Regions from separate parts of the Homo sapiens genome. Here region 2 is linked to region 1. Evidence: read pairs that join two places in POLR2A ChIA-PET (ENCODE). Cell type or tissue: MCF 10A. All regions are shown on one strand. Links, peaks and the distances in the headings refer to the core of each region. The heading gives the core; the rest is flanking DNA.

Evidence for each region. Peaks named below come from ENCODE experiments on the same cell type or tissue, not always from the same donor. Only the 100,000 strongest peaks of a DNase experiment are listed, where the experiment ranks them.
Region 2: POLR2A ChIA-PET joins it to region 1 with 5 read pairs; 4 of 35 experiments call an interaction of 5 or more read pairs at or near these places.

Annotation. Positions count from the first base shown.
Region 1 is chrX:44,577,942-44,582,663 of GRCh38, forward strand. No RefSeq gene overlaps it. Among named protein-coding and RNA genes, the nearest start is that of FUNDC1, 37 kb to the left of the region's middle. In MCF 10A, for the core only: no CTCF peak of the experiment used is centred there; a DNase peak (open chromatin) is centred at 2,750.
Region 2 is chrX:44,514,886-44,519,607 of GRCh38, forward strand. No RefSeq gene overlaps it. Among named protein-coding and RNA genes, the nearest start is that of FUNDC1, 26 kb to the right of the region's middle. In MCF 10A, for the core only: no CTCF peak of the experiment used is centred there; no DNase peak of the experiment used is centred there.

The DNA.
Region 1 (4,722 bases), core at 487-4,486:
TATAAGTCCACTGTTGAGACCTACTGCTCAGAAAAAAAGATGCCTTTCAAAATATTACTTCTCATTGAGAATGCACCTGTTCACCCAAGAGCTCTGATAGAGATGTACAAGGAGGAGAGTAATGTTGTTTTCATGCCTGCTAACACAACATCCATTCTGCATCCATTCTTTTTTTTCTTTTTTTCTTTTTTCTTTTTTTTTTTGAGATGGAATCTAGCTCTGTCGCCCAGGCCGGAGTGCAATGGCAGGATCTCATCTCACTACAACCTCCCCCTCCCAGGTTTGAGCGATTCTCCCACCTCAGCCTCCTGAGTAGCTGGGATTACAGGCACGCACCACCACGTCTAGCTAATTTTTGTATTTTTAGTACAGACGGGGTTTCACCATGTTGATCAGGCTGGTCTCAAACTCCTGACCTCGTGATCTGCCCACCTTGGCCTCCCAATGTGCTGGGATTACAGGCATGAGCCACTGTGCCCGGCCTTTGCATCCATTCTTTTTTTTTTTTTTTTGGAATGCAGTGGGGCAATCTCAGCTCACTGCAACCTCTGCCTCCCGGGTTCAAGCAATTCTCCTGCCTCAGCCTCCCAAGTAGCTGGGACTACAGGCACACACCACCACGCCGAGCTAATTTTTGTATTTTTAGTAGAGACGGGGTTTCACCCTGTTGGCCAGGATGGTCTCGATCTCTTGACCTTGTGATCTGTCCACCTCGGCCTCCCAAAGTGCTGGGATTACAGGCATGAGCCACCACACCTGGCCTCTGCATCCATTCTTAATCCCCATGGATCAAGGAGTGATTTTGACTTTCAAGTCTTACTATTTAAGAAACACATTTCATAGGCTGGGCATGGTGGCTCATGCCTGTAATCCCAGCACTTTGGGAGGCCACGGTGGGCGGATCACCTGAGATCAGGAGTTCCGAGACCAGCCTTACCAACACGGAGAAACCCTGTCTCTACTAAAAATACAAAATTAGCCAGGCATGGTGGTACATGCCTGTAATCCTAGCTACTTGGGAGGCTGAGACAGGAGAATCACTTGAACCCGGGAGGCGGAGGTTGCAGTGAGCCTAGATCCTGTCATTGCGGTCCAACCGCGGCAACAAGAGCGATACTCCATCTCAACAACAACAACAACAACAACAACAACAACAACAACAAAAGAAATACATTTCAGGCCTGGCGCTGCGGCTCATGCCTGTAATCCCAGCACTTTGGGAGGCCGAGGCAGGTGCATCATTAGGTCAGGAGTTCGAGACCAGCCTGATCAACAGGGTGAAACCCCGTCTCTACTAAAAATACAAAAATTAGCCAGGTGTGGTGGCACACGCCTGTAGTCCCAGCTACTCAGGAGCCTGAGGAAGGAGAATCGCTTGAACCCAGGAGGCGGAGGTTGCAGTGAGCGGAGATTGTGCCACTGCACTACAGCCTGGGCGACAGAGCAAGACCCTGTCTCAAAAACAAAAAACAAAAAAAAAGAAAAAGAAAAGAAATATATTTCAGACAGCAGAGGTGGCATGCACCTGTAGAGTACCAGCTACTTGGGAGGCTGAGGCGAGAGGGTCCCTTGAGCCCAGGAGTTCAAGACTGTAGTGCACCTTTGTATAGCCACTGCACTGCAGCCTGGGCAACATAATGAGGCTCAGTCTCTAAAAAAATAAAAACTTAAAAAATAAAATAAAAAAAAAGAAATACATTTCATAAGGCTATAGTGGCCACTAATAGTGATTTTCTTGGTTATCTGAGCAACGTAAGTTGAAAACCTTCTGGAAAGAATTCACAAATTCTCAATGCCATTAGAACATTCATGATTTATGGGAGGAGGTCAAAATATCAACTTTAGCAGGAGTTTGAAAGAAGCTGATTCCCACCTTCACAGATGACTTTGAGGAGTTCAAGACTTCAGTGGCGAAAGAAACTGCAGATGTGGTAGAAATAGCAAGAGAACCAGAATTAGAAGTGGAGCCTGAAGATGTGACTGAATTGCTGCCATCTCATGATAAAACTTCAACAGATGAGGAGCTACTTCTTATAGATGAGCAAATACAGTGTTTTTTTGAGATGGAATCTACTCCTGGTGAAGATGCTGTGAACATTGTGGAAATTACAAGAGAAGATTTAGAATATTACTTCAATTTAGTTGAGAGGATTGACTCTAGTTTTGAAAAAAGCGGTTTTTTTTTTTGGTTTGGTTTGGTTTTGTTTTTTGAGACAGAGTGTCTCTCTGTCACCCAGGCTGGAGTGCAGTGGAGTGATCTTGGCTCACTGCAACCTCCGCCTCCTGGGTTCAAGCAATTCTTGTGCCTCAGCCTCCCTAGTAGCTGGGATTACAGATGCGCACCACCATACCCAGCTATTTTTTTGTATTTTTAGTAGAGACGAGCTTTCGCCATGTTGCCCAGGCTGGTCTCGAACTCCTGAGCTCAGGTGATCCTTCTGCTGCGGCCTCCAAAAGTGCTGCAATTACAGGCATGAGCCACGGCACCTGGCCTAATTTTGAAGAAAGTTCTACTATGGGTAAAATGCTATCAAACAGCATCGCATACTATAGAGAAATCTTTCACAACAAGAAAAGCCAATCAATGCAGCAAACTTCATTGTTGTCTTAAGAAATTGCCATAGCCACACCAACCTTCAGCAACCACCACCCTGATCAGTCAGCAGCCATCAACATTGAGCAAGTACCTCCACGAGCAAAAAGATTATATGAGTCACTGAAGGCTCAGATGATTGTTAGCATTCTTTAGCAATAAAGTATGTCTTAGTTAAGGTATGTACTTTTTTTAGACATAACGCTATTGCACACTTAATAGACTACAGTACACTGTAAACAATGTTTTTCTGCACTGAGAAATAAAAAAACTGTGTGACTCACTTTATTGTGATATTTGCTTTATTGTGGTAGTCTGGAACAGAAGCACAGTATCTCCAAGTTATCCCTGTATGTATGTATATGTATATGTATATATAGTTATATCCACAATCCACACAGCACCTGCAAGATTTGGAAGTCAGGAGACTAGAAGGAATTATAGAAACTCATCCAAAATAGAGGTAACCTTAGAGACTCTCCTACTGAAATGTTGCTTAATTTAACAATACAGCAATTAAAAAAAAAAAAAAAGAGACTGGGTGCAGTGGCTCACGCCTCTAATCCCAGCACTTTGGGAGACCAAAGCAGGAGGATTGCTTGAGGCCAGGAATTTGAGACCAGCCTGGGCAACATAGCAAGATCCCATCTCTACAAAAAACTTTTTAGATAATTAGCCGGGCATGGTGGCTCACACCTGTAGTCCCAACTACTCAGGAGGGTGAGGTGAAAGAATCACTTGAGCTCAGGAGTTCGATGCTGCAGTGAGCTATGATTATGCTATTGCCCTCCAGCTTGAGGGACAGAGTAAGACCCTGTCTCAAAAAAAAAAAAAAAAAAAAAAAAAGATGACCCCTGCCCTGAGGGGATTAGAGTCCGAAAATATATGTCAGGTGCTGTGGCTCACGCCTATAATCCTAGCACTTTGGGAGGCCGAGGCAGGTCATCACCTGAGGTCAGGGGTTTGAGACCAGCCTGGTCAACATGGTGAAACCCTGTCTGTACTAAAAATACAAAAATTAGCTGGGCTCGGTGGCATGCACTTATAATCCCAGCTACTCAGGAGGTTGAGGCAGGAGAATCGCTTGAACCTGGGAGGTGGAGGTTGCAGTGAGCTGAGATCATGCCACTGCACTCTAGCCTGGGCAACAAAGTGAGACTCTGTCTCAAAAAAAAAAAAAAGGGATGTTTGAAGTATTAATAAGCTATGTCAGAAAATTAAACGAAACCTACCGTTGTAAAATATCACTTCCTAAATTAGTCATAGTTCATGATATTAGACTTTTATTTATTTATTTATTTATTTTTGAGATGGAGTCTCTCTCTGCCACCCAGGCTGGAGTGCAGTGGCGTGATCTCGGCTCACTGCAACCTCCGCATCCTGGCTTCAAGCAATTCTCCTGCCTCAGCCTCCTGAGTAGCTGGGATTATAGGTGTGCGCCACCACACCCGGCTAATTTTTGCATTTTTAGTAGAGACGGGGTTTCACCATATTGGTCAGGCTGGTCTTGAACTCCTGACCTTGTGATCCACCTACTTTGGCCTACCAAAGTGCTGGGATTATAGGCGTGAGCCACAGCGCCCGGTCTTTAGACTTTTTTTTTTTTTTTTTTTTTTTACTAACCCACATAAAAGGTTTATTGATATGGTTTGGCTGTGTCCCCACCCAAATCTCATCTTGAATTGTAGTTCCCATAATCCCCATGTGTTGTGGGAGGGACCCAGTGGGAGGTAATTGAATCATGGGGGTGGTTACCCAGATGCTGTTCTTGCGATAGTGAGTGAGTTCTCATGAGATCAGATGCTTTTATAAGGGGCTTTTCCTCTTTTGTTCGGCACTTCTCCTTGCTGCCACCATGTGAATAAGGACATGTTTGCTTCCCCTTCCACCATGGTTGTAAGTTTCCTGAGGCCTCCCCGCTATGCAGAACTGTAAGTCAATTAAACCTCTTTCCTTTATAAATTATGCAGTCTTGGGTATTTCTTGATATTGCATGAGAACAGACTAATACAATAAACTGGTACAGGTAAAGTGGGGTGTTGCTATAAGGATACCTGAGAATGTGGAAGTGACTTTGGAACTTGGTAACACACAGAGATTGGAACAGTTTGGAGGGCACAGAAGACAGG
Region 2 (4,722 bases), core at 353-4,352, 63 kb before region 1:
CCCAACCTCAGGTGATCCGCCCGCCTCAGCCTCCCAAAGTGCTGGGATTACAGACATGAGCCACCACGCCCGGCCGATTTTTCAATGTTTTAAAATGTTAACTATGTGTATCTTTTGTGTAATGACAAGAATGCACAGTGAAAGGACACTAACATGCATTTTCAAAGTTCTCTAATTCCGTTTTTAAGAAATCACATTTTGAGATACATTTACAAAATTTTAAAACTCCAAGGTAAAAAAAAAAAATCCACAAAGCTTTCAAAGAAGAAAGGTTACTCAAAAAGGTTCAAAATCAGACTGACATCACACAACATCAGATGCTAACACATTAGAATATAATGGAGCAATGTCTTCAAAATTCTAAGGGAAAAATATTGTCAATCTTGAATTGTATGAGAACAAAAGGTAATTTAAGACACAGAAGAACTCAGGAAGTTTACCTCCCACACCCTGTAAGAATTACTCAAGAAAATAGTTTAACCAAAAATATAAGTAATCCGAGAAAGAAGACAATATGAAATAAGAAACGGGCTGGGCACAGTGGCTCACGCCTGTAATCCCAGCACTTTGGGATGCCGTCCCTACTAAAAACACAAAAATCAGCCAGGTATGGTGGCACGCACCTGTAATCCCAGCTACTAGGGAAGCTGAAGCAGGAGAATCACTTGAACCCAGAAGGTGGAGTTTGCGGTGAGCCGAGATCACACCACTGCACTCCAGCCTGGGTGACAGAGCAAGACTCCGTCTCAAAAAGAAAAAAAAGAAAGAAACAGTAGGTGGTGCTAAATCTGACCCAGACTGAAGGTGGGGACAGGAGGATTAGAAAAAAATTAAGAGGCTTTCAGCCGGGCACTGTGGTTCTCGCCTGTAATCCCAGCACTCTGGGAGGCTGGGGTGGGCAAATCACCTGAGGTCAGGAGTTCGAGACTAGCCTGGCCAACATGGTGAAACCCCCCCTCTCTACCAAAAATACAAAAATTAGGGCTGGGCATGGTGGCTCACCTGTAATCCCAGCACTTTGTGAGGCCGAGGTGGGCGGATCACTTGAGGTCAGGGGTTTGAGACCAGCCTGGCCAACATGGTGAAACCTCGTCTCTAGTAAAAATACAAAAAAATTAGCTGGGCGTGGTGGCGTGTGCTTGTAATCCCAGGTACTGGGGAGGCTGAGGCAGAAGAATCAGTTGAACCCAGAAGGTGGAGGTTGCAGTGAGCTGAGATCGTGCCACTGCACTCTAGCCTGGGTGACAGAACAAGACTGCGTCTCCAGAAAAAAAAAAAAAAAAAAAGCCAGGCGTGGTGGGTGGTGGCACACGCCTGTAATCCCAGCGACTTGGGAGGCTGAGTGAGGCAGAATCACCTGAACCCAGGAGGTGGAGGTTGCAGTGAGGTGAGATCGCACCACTGCACTCCAGCCTGGGTGACAGAGCGAGACTCTGTCTCAAAAAAAAAAAAAAAAGAAAAAATTAAGAGGCTTTATTACATCTTGATGCCTTGAGAATTCTCTATTGAATGGTGAAGTTTTATAAACATTTCCTTTTCTATGGAGCTAAGCCCACTACTCGATTCTACAGTGATGTTCATGTAAAATCATTGTGAATTCTGTTCATTTTTCCTTTTGAAGTGTGATTACTGACACAGTTGGATTTATTTTTGCCATTTTATTTTATGCTTCCTCTTTACCCTACTTTATGCTTCCTTCTTTTTCCTTTCCTGCCTTTGTTAAGACCGAATTGCTTGTTTGTAAGTTCGAAATGTTATTGGTTCACAACTAAAAGTAATGCATTTACGGACTGCCCTTAAATTTTTAATATGCATGCACACGCAGAGTGTGAGGTTAATCAACATTTTGGAACAACACGAGCACTTTATACAACTTCAAATATTTCAGTTCTGCACTTAAGTTTTATTGCCCACCCGCCACACCACCACCCTTGTAGACACAATTATTATCATGCAGCATTGGCTTAGATTTACCCACTGTAGCAGACTGTTGATGCCCCATACAGACTCCTTTTGTTGGGCCAGTACACCCACTAGCCAGCTCTAGTATTATTTGACAGTTAGAACGTTCTCTTGAGGATTACTCCCATTAGGACAGGGCCTATCTGGCTGGGAGGTCACCCACCCTAATCTCTGAGGGGACACTGCAGCAAATGCCCGACTGACTCAGTGATAGAAAAAGCCAGCTCCCGCCGGGCACGGTGGCTCACGCCTGTAATCCCAGCACTTTGGGAGGCCGAGGTGGGCGGGTCACAAGGTCAGGAGATTAAGACTAACACGGTGAAACCCGTCTTACTAAAAATACAAAAAATTAGCTGGGTGTGGTGACACACTCCTGTAATCCCAGCTACTCAGGAGGTTGAGGCAGGAGAATCGCTTGAACCCGGGAGGTGGAGGTTGCAGTGAGCCGAGATCAGCCACTGCACTCCAGCCTGGGCAACAGTGAGACTCAGTCTCAAAAAAAAAAAAAAAGGAAAAAGCCAGCTCCCTTGCCACAGGAAAGATAACTCAGTGATGCCACTATTAGCTTTCTATTGCAGCTGTAACAAATTATTAATAATGCAAACCTAATAGATTAAAACAACACAAATAAATAGCTAGGCAGAGTGGCACATGCTTGTAATCCCAGCTCCCCGGGAGGCTGAGGTGGGAGGATCACTGGAGGCCAGCAGTTGGAGACCAGCCTGGGCAACACAGCAAGACTCCCTCTTTAAAACAAAACAAAACACACACACACAAAAAGAAAAAGGCCTGGTGCAGTGGCTTGTGCCTGTAATCCTAGCACTTTGGGAGGCCAAAGCAGGAGGATCACTTGAGTGCGGGAGTTCCAGACCAGCTTGGACAACATAGTGAGACCTTGTCTCTATTTTTTTTTTTTTTTTTAAAAAAGCACATACACACAAATTTATCATCTTACAGGTATGGAGATAATAAGTCTGGCATGGGCCTCACTGGGCTAAAATCAAGGTGTCAGCAGAGCTATGTTCCTTTCTTGAGGCAATGGAATCCATTTTCTTGCCTTTTCCAGCTCTAAGAGGCTACCAGCATTCCTTGGCTCATGGCTCCCTTCCTCTATGTTCCAGGCCAGCAGTATGGCCTCTACCTGACCATTCATTATTCTGTAGTCACATCTGACTCTCTTCTTCCTCTTTAAAAACCTCTGTGATCACACTGGGCCCCCCAAGATAATCCAGAATAATCTCTTTATTTGAGATCAGTTGATTAGCAACCTTAACTCTCCTCTGCCATGTAACCTAACATATGCACAGATTCAGGGGATTGAGACATGGACATCCTTCAGGGCCATCATTCCACTGATCACAGTGCCTTTCATGCTTCAGAGCTATTTGCAGGTTCAGGCTAAGGCTACAGTCCAGCTGAACTCACATAAAAGGATCTGTAAGAAAGTTGCATCCGTCGGGCGTGGTGGCTCACGCCTGTAATCCCAGCACTTTGGGAGGCTGAGGTGGGCAGATTACCTGAGGTCGGGATTTCTAGACCAGCCTGGCCAAAATGGCGAAACCCTGTCTCTACTAAAAAATACATAAAAATTAGCCGGGCGTGGTGGCATGTGCATGTAGTCTCAGCTACTTGGGAGGCTGAGGCAGCAGAATCACGTGAACCCAGGAGGCGGAAGCTGCAGTGAGCTGAGATCACACCACTGCACTCCACACTCCAGCCTGGGTGACAGAGAGAGACTTCATCTCAAAAAAAAAAAAAAAGAAAGTTGCATCCTTATTCAACAGTAAACAGTATTTGTCATAATGATGTGTAAAACTTCAAAGGAATTTAATAAATTGGTAGACAAGAATGTGAAAAAGAAGGTGTTATAGAGCTAACTCCACATAGGAAGTTCAAGTCATTTATGATAATAGGAACTCTAAAAATTACAGTTGTAGTAAATACCAACAGAAACAACTCTTATAGTTGAAACTTCTCTGAGAAAAAGCCACTAAACTGGAGAGAGGTGAAGCAGAGAAATGCTTTTTTTTTTTTTTTTAATTGACAGAGTTTTGCTCGTTGCCCAGGCTGGAGTGCAATGGCACAATCTCGGCTCACTGCAACCTCCACCTCCCAGGTTCAAGCGATTCTCCTGCCTCGACCTCCTGAGTAGCTGGGATTACAGGTGCGCGCCACTACGCCTGGCTAATTTTTTGTATTTTTAGTAGAGACAGCGTTTCACCATGTTGGCCAAGCTGGTCTTGAACTCCTGACCTCAGGAGATCCACCGGCCTCAGCCTCCCAAAGTGCTGGGATTACAGGCATGAGCCACTGCACCTGGCCAAAATGCTCCTTTTCTTTAGGCTTCTAAAGCATTTCTCTGCTTTAATAAAAGCAATATAAAAAATAAATTCAGTGAATGAAGCAGAAAGGTTAAAAAGAAAAAGCCCTCTAAAATAGCAGTAACTTATTAATTCTAAATTCCTATTCTTTTTCTAACTATAAATTAGTATGTACTCACTGTAAAGACTTTGGACAATATAAAAATATTGGGAAAAAAGTGAAAATCCTGTATGTCAATCTCTCAAAGATAACTACTATGAATATTTGTGTGTATATTTATGCTCAGCTGGGTATTTTTTCCAAAAAATGGAATCACACTGTAACCTGATTTATCACTAACATGTGGATATCTTTCTAGACGAATTTATACAGCTCTACATTGCTCTTAATAATTGTATACAGCTGGGCACAGTGGCACACACCTGTAGTCCCAGCTAC